Linked DNA regions of Homo sapiens: region 2 is linked to region 1. The links are chromatin loops, found by intact Hi-C in ENCODE. Cell type or tissue: mammary epithelial cell. All regions are shown on one strand. Links, peaks and the distances in the headings refer to the core of each region. The heading gives the core; the rest is flanking DNA.

Evidence for each region. Peaks named below come from ENCODE experiments on the same cell type or tissue, not always from the same donor. Only the 100,000 strongest peaks of a DNase experiment are listed, where the experiment ranks them.
Region 2: it touches region 1 in a loop (8-fold over the local background); 2 of 110 quality-filtered maps call a loop at or near these places.

What each region holds. Positions count from the first base shown.
Region 1 is chr1:17,058,201-17,061,114 of GRCh38, reverse strand. No RefSeq gene overlaps it. Among named protein-coding and RNA genes, the nearest start is that of SDHB, 5.6 kb to the right of the region's middle. In mammary epithelial cell, for the core only: a CTCF peak has its summit at 1,282; a DNase peak (open chromatin) is centred at 1,294.
Region 2 is chr1:18,580,290-18,583,203 of GRCh38, reverse strand. No RefSeq gene overlaps it. Among named protein-coding and RNA genes, the nearest start is that of PAX7, 49 kb to the left of the region's middle. In mammary epithelial cell, for the core only: a CTCF peak has its summit at 1,586 (motif pointing right); no DNase peak of the experiment used is centred there.

The DNA of each region.
Region 1 (2,914 bases), core at 107-2,606:
ACTCCATCTAAAAATAAAATAAAATAAAATAGAAAAATAACAGCAAGCAAAGCCATGGATTTCTGTAGAAACATACATATGTAAATACATACAAAGAAAAAAATCTGGAAGCAATCCCATGAAACTGACAATAGCAATCACCCCTGGGAAAGGAAGTGTGACTGAGGGGATTTAAGCTTTATCTATATTGCTTGAAATTTTTACATAGTGAGAATTTAATTACATATGTACAGTATTCTAAAATAATTTTTTAGAGCTGCCTGAAATCCTTGACATTGTATGTATGCTGAAGTCTTCCCATTCTGATAAGCATAATCTATTTCCCCTAATAAGGCACAGTTATCTTTTACCTCTTTCCTTTCCCCAGCTGGGCTCTCCACTACCAATTTAAGATTGATGGCTCCCTATAGACACTAACTCATTTAATTCTCCTCCCTGCAAGGCGACTGTTTCTTTTTCACCGTCTTACACAATAGGAAATGAATGCACAAAGAGGTTAAGGAACTTGCTCAAGATCACAGAGCAAATGGCTGATATAACAGGGTTTCAGACCCCTAAAGGCCTGCACACTTAACCATTCTACCTACCAGCCTCCCTAAGAGGTCAAATTGCCTTTAACGTTCTGCAGCTCTCTGACTTTTGTTTCCAGTCGGCTGGCATCTCGCCGCTACGCATGAATATTTACCCACTATTCGTATTTGCATTTCATTTGCATGGCTGTGTCTCTGACAGAAAACAGTGCTCAAAAGCCAGATTCGGCTGGAAAGGGCGTTTGATCATGGCATTATACGGTGTTTGCAAAGTGCTCACCCACACACATCCAGAGGAACAAACTAACTGCTCATTTGAGAGTATGCTGGTGACGGCAGGCATCTGGGAATGAGGCAGAAGTTAGCAGGGTGGGTGAGCTCCAAATGTATGTGTGTGTGTGCTGCTATAGGGCCAGCAGCATGACAGTCCCCAGAAGGCCTTGGACCACTTGCTAAGTCCCAGCAGCTGAGCTGACTTCAGCTGTGTGAAACGCAGCCCCATCTGGAGTGGGGGTGGCTCATGACTTTTTTGCTCCGGGAGTTCCATAGAGGCTGCTCTTGAAATTGGAGAAGCCTGTAGCCTATGATTGTCCCCATCCCACTCGAAGAGAATATTTTGAGAAGTCTAATTATATGGTGGGGTTTGCATGGGATGAGGGAAGAGAGTTTAGATAAGGCCTTTCTAAGGGCAGGTTGGCAAGGTCCAGTAGGGAGCCCTGGGTAGTTCTGTGAGGCAGCAGCACCCTCTGTGGGTAGACCAGAATGGCTGCAACCACCATGTTCCCACGAGCCTTAGGCGCACGCCTGCAGCCCAGCCCATCTACCTAACAGAAGAGGCTGACCTACTTGCTGGGTGACCTGCGGTGAGTTGTTGACACTCTCTGAGGCTCAGTTGCATCAACTGTAAATGAAGAATAGTAATCCCTACTTTGTGCCGTTGCTGAAATGATTACAGAGAGGACATGTACCCAAAGTGTTCTGCATAGGACCTGGTACACAGTACCAAATGTGTCCTCCAAATGTGGCAGTTACCATCATTAGTCACCCCAATAGCCCCATGACCCTTAGTATAGATGACCACCGAGTGCCCTAGCATAAGGGACAAGGCTTCTCTGAGAAAAATCATAGATGGGACTGGGGTGGGGGCTAGAAAGGATCTGTGCCGCTGGCTGGTTGACGTTTTGATTTGCCAATTCCGTCTATTCCAATTCTGGGAGTCCTTGACATCGGTCATGGGAGGCTCTGACAATAAATACGTTCATAAAGAATTAAAAACAGCCCAGGCGCAGATGCACAGTCCTGTAATCCCAGCACTTTGGGAGGCAGGAGGATTGCTTGAGCCCAGGAATTCAAGACCAGTCTGGGTAACATAGGGAGACTCCGTCTCTACAAAAAAAAAAAAAAAAAAACTTTTTTTTTTTTTTCAGACAGAGCCTTGCTCTGTCGCCCAGGCTGGAGTGCAGTGGCACGATCTCAGCTCATTGCAACCTCAGCCTCCTACGTTCAAGCAATTCTCTTGCCTCAGCCTCCCGAGTAGCTGGGATTACAGGCTCCCACCACCACACCCGGCTAATTTTTGTATTTTTAGTAGAGACGGGTTTCACCATGTTGGCCAGGCTGGTCTCGAACTCCTGACCTCAAGTGATCCACCTGCCTCGGCCTCCCAAAGTGCTGGGATTACAGGCACAAGCCACTGAGCCCAGCCTACAAAATTCTTTTTAAAAGTAGCTGGGCATGGTGGTGCATGCCTGTGGTCCCAGCTACTAGGGAGGCTGAGGTGGGAGGATCACTTAAGCACTGGAGTGCGAGGCTGCAGTGAGCCATGATCATGCCACAGCACTTAAACCTGGGTGACAGAGCAAGACTCTGTTTCAAAAAAAAAAAGAATTAAAAACAAACTTGCAGATAGCAATAAGTTATATGAAGAAAATCAAATAGAGTCAAGTGGGTCAAGCCCTCAAATTGCCCATAGTCTGGGGAGGCAGACATATTCATGGGTCATTGTTAAAACAGGTGTTGCATGCATGGATGGCATATGCAGAGGATATTTTGATAGGGACAATCAAGGAGGGACTTCCTAAGGGAGGAAAAAGTTGGAGCTGAATCTTCAATGATGACAAGTCAACCACATGAAGGAGGAGGAAAGGACACTCCAGATCCAAGACACGGACGTACGCAAAGGCTTGGAGGTGTGAAATGAGGCGGGGAATAGAGCAGGCTGTATTACAGGGACAGAAGTAACTGGAAGGGCCCGCGGGGGAGCCGGGGAGCCTTGGAGCTATGGTGGGAGTTGATGGTTGATTGGATATGGGGTGGGGAGAAGAATCAAGATGACATCGAGTTTCTGGCTTGGATATCCGGTAGATGGTGGTGCTAATAAGACA
Region 2 (2,914 bases), core at 131-2,630, 1.5 Mb before region 1:
GCAATACATGTTAGCTATTAATACCATTATTGTGCAGCATTCTTATTTTACAGACGAGGAGACCAAGATTCAGAGAGGTGCAGTGACCTGCCCAAAGTTGCCCAGCAAGCTAGTGCTAAGACAGGCTGTGCTCCCAGATCTCCCGGTTCTAAGTCCATGGAGATGAGAGTTGGGACTCTGCTGAGAGATGGCTGAATGTAGCAGGAGAGCACAGCCACCGGGCCTGGGTGCAAATCCTGGCTCTGCCAAGCTGTGTGACTTTGGAAAAATAACTGGAAATCCCCCAAATTCGATTTTCTTGATATAAAAATGGGGTTCTTGATGGCAAAACCGCAAAGTTACAAGAGTAAAAAGGAAATAGACCCAAAGAACCTGGTCGTGCTGGGGATATGGGTGGGTGGGTTAGGCTGGAGCTGAGGCAAGGAAGGCAAAGGAAGGAGGCCACACAGGCAGAATGCCCACACTGGCCACAGGCAGGAAGCCAAGTTCGAAGGCCAGGAACTCATGGGAAGGGCTCCCTTCTGCCCTGGGGTTCTCGGAAATGCTGGTTCTTCAGCCCAGAACACTTTCCTTCCCTCTTCACCTAGTTAATGTTTTGCTCTTCCTTCAGCTCTCAGCTCAAGCACCACCTCCTTCAGGAAGCCCTCCCTGACTTCCCCATCCAGGTCAAGTCCCCTTATCGTGGGCTCATCCAGTGGTCTTTACTTCCTAATAGGAAATCAGCTTTATAATTCAATAGCATTGATGAGTCATCATTGTATATTTATTTTTGTGATTCTTTGATTAATATCTGGCACCACTACTGGGCTGCAAGTTGGGTGAGGACAGGGGTGGCGTCTGCCTCTCTCTTTCCATAAAGAAGGCTCTCAGCCTCTGTAAACTCACCCAAGGAAGAGGGAACACACTCATGAATGAGCTTGTTGCCTAAAGTGTAGTGGAGAAGCGATTTTACGTGGCACATGAATACAATTTTTGAAGGTATATACTTAGTGTTTATTGGTAGCAGGACAAAATGCGACCAGCACATCATACTTGGGATTTTGCAGACATTATTGCCCAGGATGAGGCTAGCTAAAACAAGTGAGTTGATTTAAAGAAAAATATACCGAGTAAATAATAGTTCAGGCCAGGTGTGGTGGCTCGTGCCTGTAATCCCAGCAGTTTGGGAGTCCGAGGCAGGCAGATAACTTGAGGTCAGAAGTTTGAGACCAGCCTGACCAACATGGTGAAACCCCCATCTCTACTAAAAACACTAAAATTAGCCAGGCGTGGTGACATGAGCCTGTAATCCCAGCTACTCGGGAGGGTGAGGCAGAGAATCGCTTGAATCCAGGGGGTGGAGGTTACAGTGAGACAAGATCGCGCCACTGCACTCCAGCCTGGGTGACAGGGTGAGACTTTGTCTCAAAATAATAATAATAATAATAATAATAATAATAATAATAATAATAGTTCAGGTGGTTTTGTGTGCTGTCGTGACAACAAAATGAAGATGGCACGGGAGGGCCTGAGGTTTTTGGGGTGCAAGGCCCAGCCCTGTCCAAAGAGCTCTTGGGCGGAGGGCTGCAGGGCTGCGGAAGGACGCGAGGTGGCGCCAGCGTCCCACCAGACGCAGGTGTGGGCCGGATCGCGCCTTCCGGTACCCTGGATGCCTGCGCCCCTCAGGACATCCCTCCAGGGACCTTGGGGTGAGCTCTTGAGGAGAGGGAGCTACACTGCTTCGCTGGAGGTGGCCCAGGAGCAGGAACAGAAGCCTTACCAGAGCTTGGGAGTGGAGGTGGGCACCTGCCCAGCCTCTTCTCCAGCCACAGCAGATATGCCTGGTCGCTCTTCCACAGGGGCTGAAAGATGGAGCCTGGACACAGAGACCCCCTGCCCTGCAGTGAGTGGGGACCCTCAGGGGAAAGCCAGCTAGACCAAGCCAGAAGGTGTAGTGGGTTCTGGTTGGATACACGTGAGTTCAAAGCCTGGTTCTGCCATTAAACAGCTGTGTGACCTTGGGCAAGTTGCTTAACTTTTCTGTGCCTCACATCCCTCACTTGCACATCAGGAAAAAGAATACACATCTCATCAAACGGTGGGTGGGTCAGGTGAATTGATACGAGCTTGGAACCGAGCCTGATGCAGAGAGCATTCCCTAACGTCAGGATACGCAGTGAATTTTGTCGAATGAATGGTGAAGGAGAGATGGTGGAGGGAGCACAGGTGGTGCCTCTGGGTTCTGTCCAGATGGCAGTGTGTCCCCAGGATACACGTGCCAGAGTCATGCCAGGGATCAGGGCAGGATCCCATCTGGATGGCACACATTGGCACACACCTATTGGTGCCCACGTGATGCCATTTATCCATCTGTGCAAACCAGGAACCACACACTGAGGGCTGGGGCACTCACGTGGCCTCAGAGGGTGGGGGTTTAGGGGATCAACTCAGGAGCCAGACTCCCGGGGCTCTGATCTTACCAGCCAGGTGACCTTGAGTGAGTCCTTCCAGTCCCGTGGGCTTTAGTTTGTCCACTTTTAAGATGGGGGCCGTGCCACTGACCTTGTGGGGATGCTGTGATGACTAAAGGTTGTGTCAGGCACACAGTACATTCCCATCAGATATAAACTTCCTTCATCCTTTACTATACCCCCTGCCCCAGGGGGCTTCCTTAAAGAGTGAGGACAGTGGGGACAGAGCCATGAGGCAGCCATGGGAAGTGGGTGCCTGGTCCTGGGCAGACTCCTAGTGAGGAGATGGGGAGGGGCACAGGAGTCCTGTTATGCCCGAGCTCAGGGACACCCCAGCAGCCCAGTACCTCTTCCCCCAGGAAAGCCCATTCATCGTCGGCTAAAGGAGGCAGGGATGTGTGGCCATGACCATGGCGTTTTATGAGTTTATAAACTGCTGAGGACACGGCTGCTCTGAGCTCCAG